Linked DNA regions of Mus musculus: region 1 is linked to region 2. A link is a loop called in an ENCODE intact Hi-C map of the cell type or tissue named here. Cell type or tissue: heart. All regions are shown on one strand. Region 1 has its middle 89 kb from the start of Gm33919. Region 2 has its middle 9.1 kb from the start of Gm40726.

Region 1 (5,000 bases), 180 kb after region 2:
GTCTCTTTTCTTCCATGAACCCGGAAGTCCTGCCTATTCCTTCCATCCAGCAATTGGTCCACAGCTTCTTTATTGGCAGATTGAGAACCAATTGGGAAATAGGACAGTATCAGAACCACCCCTACATAAATCAACCAGAAAGAAAAAAAAAAAACAAAACTCCCTTCATCTTTAGATTTCTGAGATACTGATCGATCTCTCTCTCTCTCTCTCTCTCTCTCTCTCTCTCTCTCTCTCTCTCCCTCTCTCTCTCATTTTCTTTTCTGCTTAGGCAGGTCAGAGCCTTTCCTTTCCCTCACCTTTAGCAACAGAGTCCCTTCTTTAAAGTTGGCCAAGGCAGGGGTGTCCTATAGGTTTGGTGGTTTGACATTGTCCTCGATGATGTTGTTATAAGACCTTACTTTTTTTTTCTCCAGTCTCTGCTCTGGTTTTGTCCTAAACTGTTTTCAAAGTGTTCATCAATGCATTCAGATTATCTGTGTGTCACTGTATTTCCTGTGCTCCTGTCCATGGGTCCTGTACTGCTCTGTACCATCATAGCTAATGCCAGCTTCTGGTCCGGAATGTAGGAAGAGAGCTGAGCCAGTCTGCTTCAGAATCTCCTGAACACTGTTTAAAAGTGGAACCAGCCTGTCTGAAGTCTGCCAAGGACTCTTCTCTGTGCCTGGATTAGAGTCTGATCTATATTTACAGGCAAATCTTCGGGGATGAAGATGCAAATACCTTTTCAGCATTTACTGCCTTACTAAAGCCTCTCTTGGTTTCCCATGATATTTAAGGTCCTTTAAATCATCCTTGAGAGTATCCAAGGCTGCTCCGAGGTTCCCATAGACACACAATCCTGCTAATGCAGATCAGTGAGTCCTGCACCACACACTGATAAAACTACCTAAGTCTCTCTGCAAATTTCTTTCTATCCCGTCTGGGCTTTGGGGAGGTTTTCTGACAATGGCTTTGAGCTTGGAGACCAGGGTTTGCAGTCCACAGAAAGGCATTTGGTCTGTTCTTGGGGGAGCTTAACTTTAAGAGACAACTGAGTTTACAGGGATTTTGGAGGACTGAGGGGGATGAGGAGGAAACCAGAGGGCGGGAGAGAGGCAGAAGGACATGGAGGAGTGAAGGATGAAGGTTGGGAATGGGATAAAGACTGTGATTAAGTTGAAGCTGTGATTTAAGAGGGTCTAAAAGAAAGACAACTTAAAGTTGCTTCTATGGCTTTGGCCAAGGAATCTGAGGAGATTTCTGGAATCTGGATTTTTTGGATTCTTTATGGCAATTAAGAAAACCATTAGTGGTTTGATCTTCTTCTGAACTGAGTTTCCCAGTCCCCTGGGCCAGCTTAAGGGACAGGCTTATGAAGAGCCAACTCCCATCCTCTTCCAAGTGTTTCCTTGGACATGACGAGAACACAGAGTCAAACAACAACACAGGAATGAAACAGATTTTAACTGAGGAGTTGTGGTTTGTTTGCTTGCTTGCTTGCTTGCTTTTCAGGCCTGAGGATATAAGGTGTATGAGTTTATACAATAAACTCAGGATCAAAACAAAAGTCCCAACAAATGTGAGATCTATGTCCCCTCTAATAGGGTTTTGATCCATCACACCCCACAAGACAACTGTAGGAAAGCAAACTATGCTACCCCCAAATTATACTCTTTTGACTCAGAGATTATTTTGAGAAATTTCACACAGAGAAAAGCACTGAACCTTGCTCTGGCATAAGAAAACTCAATACTTGTAAAGGGCATCTTCCAAAGAACAACTGTATCACAGGACTGTATCAGTCGGGAAGCATCTGCATCAATCTTTGTAATTTTGCGCATTAGTCTTTGCACATCCTTGTAACTCCAGCAACAGGAAGGCAGAGGTAGGAAGATGACAGGGTGACAGCAGACCACCTTCTCAGAAGATCTATCTACAAGCCTCATCTCTGGGTTCCAATGCTTCACCTGCTACACTTGGAGTGTCTCAACCCAGCCTTGCTACACTTGGAGTGTCTCAACCCAGCCTTTCCCACACCCTTCCCTCTTGGCTCCACAGATGCTGTCAAGTCCAAGATGTCTTGAGGTCTAGAGGAGTACTTGTCTGTGAGTATCTTCCCTGTGTGCAGATGGTGTACGTGTTATTAAACTTCTATTTGTTGCTGTCTTGCTAATCTATCCTTTGTTACAGGGAACTCCTGCTAAGAACTCCTGAAGAGTGGAGGAGAGAATTCTTTTTCCTACCTACCCCCATTTAGTCAAAAAAACTCTCAATCAGGAGACTCAGAAGGTGTCCAAGAAGCACTGTGTCCTTTGAGGATATTGGCTAACAGTTAGATCACCGTCTCAAATGGAGCTCGGTGGAGTTCCCAGACTGTTGAAAGCTGACTTCCCTATATCACCAAGGCAAAGTCTGGCTGAATCCAAGCTAAGCCAAATACCACTACATCAGAAGTAACCAATACTGTGCAAAGCTTGCTTCCATAGAGTCTCAGAAAATGAAAAGATGAGACCAGGATTCACTGAAGTTTGGAAGTTCAATTTAAGGCAGGTCTTTCAAAGGCTTGATGAAGACTACGTTGAAGTCATGATGTAACACTGCAGAAGTGCAGCAAAATAAGCAAGGAAAGGCAAGGGATCCCAAACATGTTTGCTATTTCCTGCACACTCTCGGAATGAATGATCATACTATTTGCTTGGAAACTTAGAAGCTATGCAAATGAAAATGGGAGATAGGCACACCCAACTTGCTGACTTTAGGGCACCATGTTGTCATTGGTAAAATTCATGCTTAAGCACCACACAATTGAATTACCACCCATCCCCCCCCCAAAAATAAAAGATCTCATAACATTTTAAATGAGTTTGTGGTTTTGCATTGGGCTACACTCATAACTAACCAGGACGCATGTGGTTGGACATGTCAGATTCTAGAGATTACAGATTCTTAGTTTCTTCTTCTTTGCCTGGTTCTATTTTACTTAACAAAGTAGGTGAAGCACTTTTCACTTGTTTTATATCTTCTATTAGAGCCATGGTGGTGCCTTTCATGAAATTCATTAATGGTAGATACTAATGACAGTTGGAATTCCTACAGAATGGTCTTAAGTTGAGGAATCTGCTGTACCTGTAGGTCCAATACTAGATCACACACATTCCAGAGATGGTTAGATCCTGAGAGTTCTAATCTGATGAAGGTCTTGATACCTTGAGGGCTTTAATGGACTGTAATATAACATAAGAGATGAGGTCTCTGGTGGCATATCCTTGGGGATTACATGTTGCTTTGGCCCCTACCTATCTCCTCTCTCTGCTTCCTGCATGTCCAGAGATGAGCCACCTTCCTCCTTCATATACTCCCAAGTCTGTGAAACTCTTCCTTGAAATCTGCCTGGAAACACAGACCCAAACAACTGTGGTAGGAACTTCCGAAACCTTACACACAAGTCTTTCCCTGCTAAATTGTTTCTGACAGATTCTCAGTTCAGTCACAGAAAACTAACAAATGCAGCCACCCTCCACCTTGTCTTCCTAGCGGCAGTTCACGAGCCCAGATTGCTCTATGGCGACAGTTACAAAAACAGAAGCACCTTCTTTTCCTGAAAAGTGAAAAGGCTGGTTCCAGAAAGGGGATGGGAAACAAAGACTTTCAAAATGCCAAAAGTACATCTTCAATGCCCCTGAAACCCTGGGTGGTCCTCCCACCCCACACCCAGTCCCTGATTTTCTAACTCTGAGTACCCTTGTCTTAGGATATCTTGAAGATCTCCAGAAACTGTCTAGCAGATCATGCATGAAGCCTTATCTTTTCCTGGTTATGCTTTTATTTCAAAGGTCATGAAAGCACGGGCTCCAGAAGGCTCACAGCGCACGCATGTGCGTGCACACACACATGCACACACACTGCTCTAAATGCACAGTAGCAGCTCTCAGCCCACACGTGAGTGTCACTTAGACAAAGATCAGATTTCCTTTTGAGGCCAAGAATTCAATAGCTCACAAGGCAGCTAGCTGAACTCTCCTTCTGGCTTCAAATGCAAACAGTTGGGGATTGCAAAGAGCAGGAAATAGAAACCAACTCCCCACACCACCCTTTCCCTGTTGTTGAATCATGCTTGTGAAATAATTCCCATTTGCTCAGTGAAGGAAAAGGAGCTCTCTGGATGGGTTAACCAGAGGTGCTTTTGTGGTAACTGTAAAGGGGTGTTTGGTCAGTCAGTTCTAGTTTAAAGTCATCTCCTAGCTGAAGGCCTTACAGTAGTTGTTGTGATAAAGAGGGACCATTTTCATAATTAAATTTAAAGCCCCATAAGTGATGGTTTTAATAGGTTCCGGGACTTACATCAAGCTAAAAATGGCCAACCATGAGGTCAAAACAACTAACTAAATGTTTAATAAGACCAGTATTTTCATTCTTTAAAGTCATATCTCAGAGCACACCTTCAATCCCAGCACTTGGGAGACAGAGACAGGCAAATCTCTCTGAGATCTCTGTGAGACCACCCTAGTCTACTTAATGAATTACAGGCCAGCCTGGGGCTACACACTGAAACGCTGTCTCAAAAATAAAATAAGATAAAATCAGATTTCAGGATAATAAAGATGGAGTTATCCCGTGGGTCAGGAGAAACAAATCTAGTCAGCTTCCTTTCTCAGAAAAGAAGAAAGAAAGGAAAATGGCCCAGAGATATTTGGGCTCATGCTGATGAGCATCCCAGAGCTTCCCCTATTGTTAGGCTTAGGAAGACCCACGTTTCTTATTCCAGCAGGCTGGAGGGCCCATGGTTTGCATACAGGTCTGATGAGATAGGCAGTAGCTCCACCATGAGTACTGATCTTGATGCTTTTCAAGAACTAGCAGTGGCTGGCTGGAGACGCATTCTGTACTTGGGGACAGCTGACAACTAGAGAAGAGCAGCATTAAAGCCATTACTCATATTCATCTGCACATCTAAGCATCATCTCACTTGACTACCCAGAACCATCACACCACAGGGCGCAGGTCACCCAACCTTACCC
Region 2 (5,000 bases):
GCGTCCCAACTGAATCTTCCACAGGCTTGAGAAAAGTCTCTCATCAGTACCGCTAGCCCAGCCGATCCAGCTGAACTTCCCACTGTGGAGCGAACTCTTCATAGCACAGTGTCCTTAAACAGGTTTCAGGACCAGCTCTAAGATGCCAGCCCATGGCCTTGGACTCATTCTTTCTGTTGTTATGATCCAGGGCCTTAGGTTAAAAGGGTCTATGCATGGGCACATGCATGTGTGTATGTGTGTGTGTGCGCATGTAGGTGTGTGAAGGGGTGAGGTCAGAGAGACACCTGGGGCAGCTTGGGTCTGCATTTGCACTGCCAGTGAAACATCACAAGCTAGATACCTGAGCACTGTAAATTGAACCATTTCAGAGCAAGTCATCTGATCCCACAGTGTGGCCCCTAGGCCCAGAGGTCTGAATGCCTTCCTAATGACATCACTGCCCTTGCCGCAGGGACAACTCCCCTCATCACTCACCCGATGTCATAAGGGCTTCGCCTAAGCCCTTCAGCCTTCCAAGTAGACTTTTGTGTGTGAATGGGGGCAAAGGTATGTTTCCTGTCATGCACCCACAAGGAGGGACTCGAAATGGCCCAACAGCCCATTAACCGTTTACCCTGAAAAGAGGTGAGAAGAGAGAAGGCTGGGGAGGGGGAAAACAAACCTAATTCCCAGTATGATTCAACTAGCTAGCAGAAGCTAAAATCAGGCTTCTTGCAGCTCCCATCTAATCCTTAGACAACCAAGCCCCCACACACACACACATGCCCATTGATTCTTTTGATCCCCGTTTTTGTGACTGACATGCAACTGGGGTTGCTTTTTCTAGGGTCTGGACCTCACAGGGCAGCTGTGGAGAGGGGTGCCTGAACCATCATCAGTCTGTGAAGGAAGATGGTGAGGCCCGGGTTCCTTAAGGTCAGATCAAATGAACTCTGCAAAGCAAAGCTGGAGAGATGTGTCACACTGCCAAGCCACTCTCCGGTATCATGGAGCCAAGGGATGCTCTCCGACAGGCCTCTCCTGTCTCGGAGACTGAAAACCGGCAGGAGACAACGCAGAAAACTGTCTTTAAAAATCATCAAGAAGGTGACCTCTGGTCTGAGGGGGGCTATTGTAAACTTCTTCCCTTTCGGTCTCCGATCGACTTTTGCTCCTGCCTACTGCCCTGCCCGCTCAGCTCCCATATGTGCAATGTACATAAGTACAGGCATGCAGAAATGTATGTGCATGCACAGATACATGTATACTGAGCATGAACTGCAGTGCACACACAACTGGAAGCTCCATGAAACTAAAAACAAGAGCTTTTCCTGAACACGCCCTGCTTCCACATCTGCTGAGAAGTTTGCTCTTGTTGACTCGTTGCAGCGCCCCCATGTGACGCCGTGGTGTATTACACAAGACCTTGGAAGGATCTAACAATGGCTTAAAATGCAATGCTGTTAGAACACTAAGTACGACTTTTCTCTTTCTACCTGATCTTCAGTGAGCCCATAACACTGAGATATAGTGTCAGGGAAAAGTTTTTGCCACCCTCAAGGCACGTCTGCAGGCGGACTTCCTGAGTTACACTGCCCTGAGCTAGGAACACAGCTCTGAAATGGACAGAGGTCAAGGTCAAGTCTGAGTCACTACAGCCCTTCATGAACTCTCTGCCGCTGTAGACTGAGCTGACATCCAGGATGAGAGTCTCCCCTACTGAAATTGAAGTTCTCATTAATACAGGGTTCCTCCAAATGGCGTGTAGGGGACATTAGCATCAGAATAACCTCCTAAAGCAACTGTTAGAATGTGGAATTCTGGCCACCACTCTCTGTCCATCTATTGTTACCAGAATGCAAGAACCTGTACTTTCAGTTTTCGAGTTGAAATATGTGCAACTTTGAGGAGCCATCATTATTTTCCCACAGCCCCCAAGATTGGTGACTTGTGTTTTAACACAGCATTTCACTCCATAAGCCAGCAGGGCAACTTCAGACCCTGTGGTGAGAGAACGGCTTAAGAATAGGAGGTTCCTGGTGCTTTGCCGGTTTTTCCCACGGAAGCAGCTCCACGTACTACCAATACAAAGACCCAGCCTGAGTTAACTTCATCTGTTCTTTCTATATTTGTGCATCCCTGAAAGAGCACACATTGATGAGGGAGCAATGAGGCTTCTGAAGTGAAGAACGCTACCTGGACACTCAGGCCTGCGAAGCAAAGAGGAACAGTTGGAATTAATTGTCCTCCAGAGGGCGCCAACTCGGGCTGTAAGCGGAGCATCCTCTAAGTCTCGCGGACTCACTGCTTCCTGGTTGGGAAATCTTGCTCAGGTTACCTCCTTTGCCTCTTAGAGACAGTAGGTGCCTGCCTCAGTAAATACATGGTTATAATTAATTTCAGAAGCTCCTAAAAGTAGTTGCAGAGAGAGACGATGTGAGACACGGAGATGAAGTTAATCAAAAAGCTGCCCCCATACTTAAGTCTTAAATGAAGAAGTCTGAGACTCCTCCCCTAGCCTTTCCCCTCCCCCTGGCCCCTTCTCCCCTCCCCCTAGTCCCTTCTCCCCTCCCCCTAGTCCCTTCTCCCCTCCCCTAATCCCTTCTACTCTCCCTGCTCCACTTCTACTTCCTCCTACCCACCCCAACCCTCCTACTCCTCCACTTCCCTGGGACCAGTCATCTTTTAAGTATCTCAGTGATATGAGGCATCTTTCTGTTCCTAGACTCACACAAGCACTGATGGTCCTAACCAGGAAAACGAGGTGGGTCTTACAAGTTTCTGCGTTGGGAAAGTGAAATGTACGTAGACTTTTGACTGCCTTGGGCTCAGGACATTGATTGTTCCTATCTTTGGCAAAGGATAGAATGAAACACGAGTTGACTGCTATTGAGCCACGGTACAGAGCGATTTGTGGTTACAAGGTATTGGAAGGGCAGAATCTCTCCCTTTAGGAGGTGCCCAAGAACCAAGAGAACAAACTAACGGAGCAGCGAGATTCTGGGCTTTGACCATGATGGTGGGTTCTGCCTCCAGCTCTGTTGCTTACTAGTTGTATGACCCAGGTTCATAGGCTCACACTCTAAATACAATCTAAACCTTACTGCTGTTAGGAAAGATGAGGCTCAGATCAGTTTTGCTGCCTGGTAGATACAACTGTCTGGTTCTATTCTATTCTGGTGCTTCTGAGCCCCAAACCTTTGTTCACTGCTGTGATGTCTCTGCAAGAACTCACTTAGCTTATTATATATTCCCTTAATTTACCCTGTTTTCACACCTACCCCTCTCCTATTTCTTCCTCTTTGGGATTTTATGTATGTCCTTAGAAGGTTAGTACCTTAAAAACTATATAGAACTTTGATTTGTATGTATATTATATTTTAATATCCTCTAATAGTCTTGCTCTATAAATCAATTCCCAGCTTTTGTGCTTAGTGCTGGGATGTTTAGAGAGATCCATATTACCAGTCTCAAGTTTGCCCCAGAGAATACCACATGGAGAACATTAGAAAAATACCAATTTTTCCTGACCCCAATTCCACCGGTGCTTTGTGAATTTATCCCAAGTGGAGGCCAAACTTCTCTCTGGAAGGAAGAGAATCCCAGGCCTACTTCTCTGGGGCTCAGTAAACCCCTGTGGCAAAGACAGGTGACAATGACTCTTAAGATAATACTAAAAGGAGAGAAAGGGGGAGCAACTTACCACCAAAGGGGTGCAGTAAGGAAAAACAAAACTTGCCCTGCCCTCTGTAAGACAGACATGATTCATCTTTCAGTCCACTTAATTGCCCAGGTTTTACTGAGTGCTTCTATGTTTAAGGAATCTATGCATGGATGGCATTTGTATGGTCTCGGTATTCAGTGCTCCCAATTCCAATCTAGCACAGCTTCTCAGCGCTATGTGATGGCATGGGGCTTGACCCAGGAATCTGCATTTGGAACAAACGTAGTAGGAGAAAATGGGTTGATGGTCTCAGGCAAAAAAAAAAAAAAAAAGGTCCAGCCAGTTTATGAAAAGCAGGCTATTTTGAATATATATTTAGCAATGTGCCCCATTTCCCTCCTCTGTAATTTTCAGGAAAACAATCTCTTTTCTTATGCATCTTCAGTAACAATCATAGCTTTGACACCCTCTGCCCCTTGCTAGACTTTCTATACATGATGCAAAATGCATGCATTTGCTGTCCATTGTTCACCCAGATTACACAGTAGCTAGAGAGGGACCTTCTATGTCATTGCCAAGTGGACTTCTCCATCTCAGATGAGCCAACTGAAATTGAAATGCTGGCCAAGGTCTTAACCCTGCCCTCCTCTGTTTCTGGCTGCAAAATCCCAAGAGGCCCAGAGCGGACTCACCTTCTTAGCAATTGAAAGGCCCGGCAGCATTTCTAAGCATCTCAGAACCCACTATCAACTGGATACCACACTCTTCCCACACAGGAAGAGTAGAGCAGATGCCCATTTGCACGGGTTGTTGACTGGCTGGTTAGGGAGGGCATACTAAAGGTGAGAATCTCTAAAAGTGGTGTATACATAGTGAAGTATTTCATTCTAATCAAACATGCAAAACCACACGTTCATGTACTAGACCTTTGGGGGAGACCCAAGGAATTCTTTGTTATGTTCCCTGGACTTCAACATCTTCTTTAACCCAACTATTCCTTCAGTGTTCAAGCCTAGGATTTCAAGTTGCTGGTCTCCTTGTGCGGAGTTTATTTGCAGTTTCTGAAGCAATGTGGATGTGAAATTCCATTAAAATCTATCTGAAGAATTCATTATTAATTTTTTAAAAATATTTTCAAAAAAGTCAAGTACAGGTGGCACAGGTGTGTATAATCTCTTCTACTTAGGAGTATGAGACAAGGGACAGAGGCTTGAATTACAGGTTAAGTTCAAGGCCAACCTAGGCAACTTAAATAAGACTCTTGTCTAAAGACAAGGTTAAACTTGGGTTGAGGCTATAGCTCATACTAGAACACTCTAGCTAGCTTATGTGGGGACCCAAGTTCAACCCCTAA

Evidence for each region. Peaks named below come from ENCODE experiments on the same cell type or tissue, not always from the same donor. Only the 100,000 strongest peaks of a DNase experiment are listed, where the experiment ranks them.
Region 1: a loop joins it to region 2, with 2.3 times the contacts of the local background. A loop is called at or near these places in 7 of 42 quality-filtered maps.

What each region holds. Positions count from the first base shown.
Region 1 is chr10:83,835,513-83,840,512 of GRCm38, reverse strand. No RefSeq gene overlaps it. Among named protein-coding and RNA genes, the nearest start is that of Gm33919, 89 kb to the left of the region's middle. In heart, no CTCF peak of the experiment used is centred here; no DNase peak of the experiment used is centred here; H3K27ac peaks cover 1,117 bases.
Region 2 is chr10:84,016,838-84,021,837 of GRCm38, reverse strand. No RefSeq gene overlaps it. Among named protein-coding and RNA genes, the nearest start is that of Gm40726, 9.1 kb to the left of the region's middle. In heart, CTCF peaks have their summits at 1,385 and 2,231 (motif pointing right); DNase peaks (open chromatin) are centred at 1,457 and 2,177; H3K4me3 peaks cover 297 bases; H3K27ac peaks cover 2,379 bases.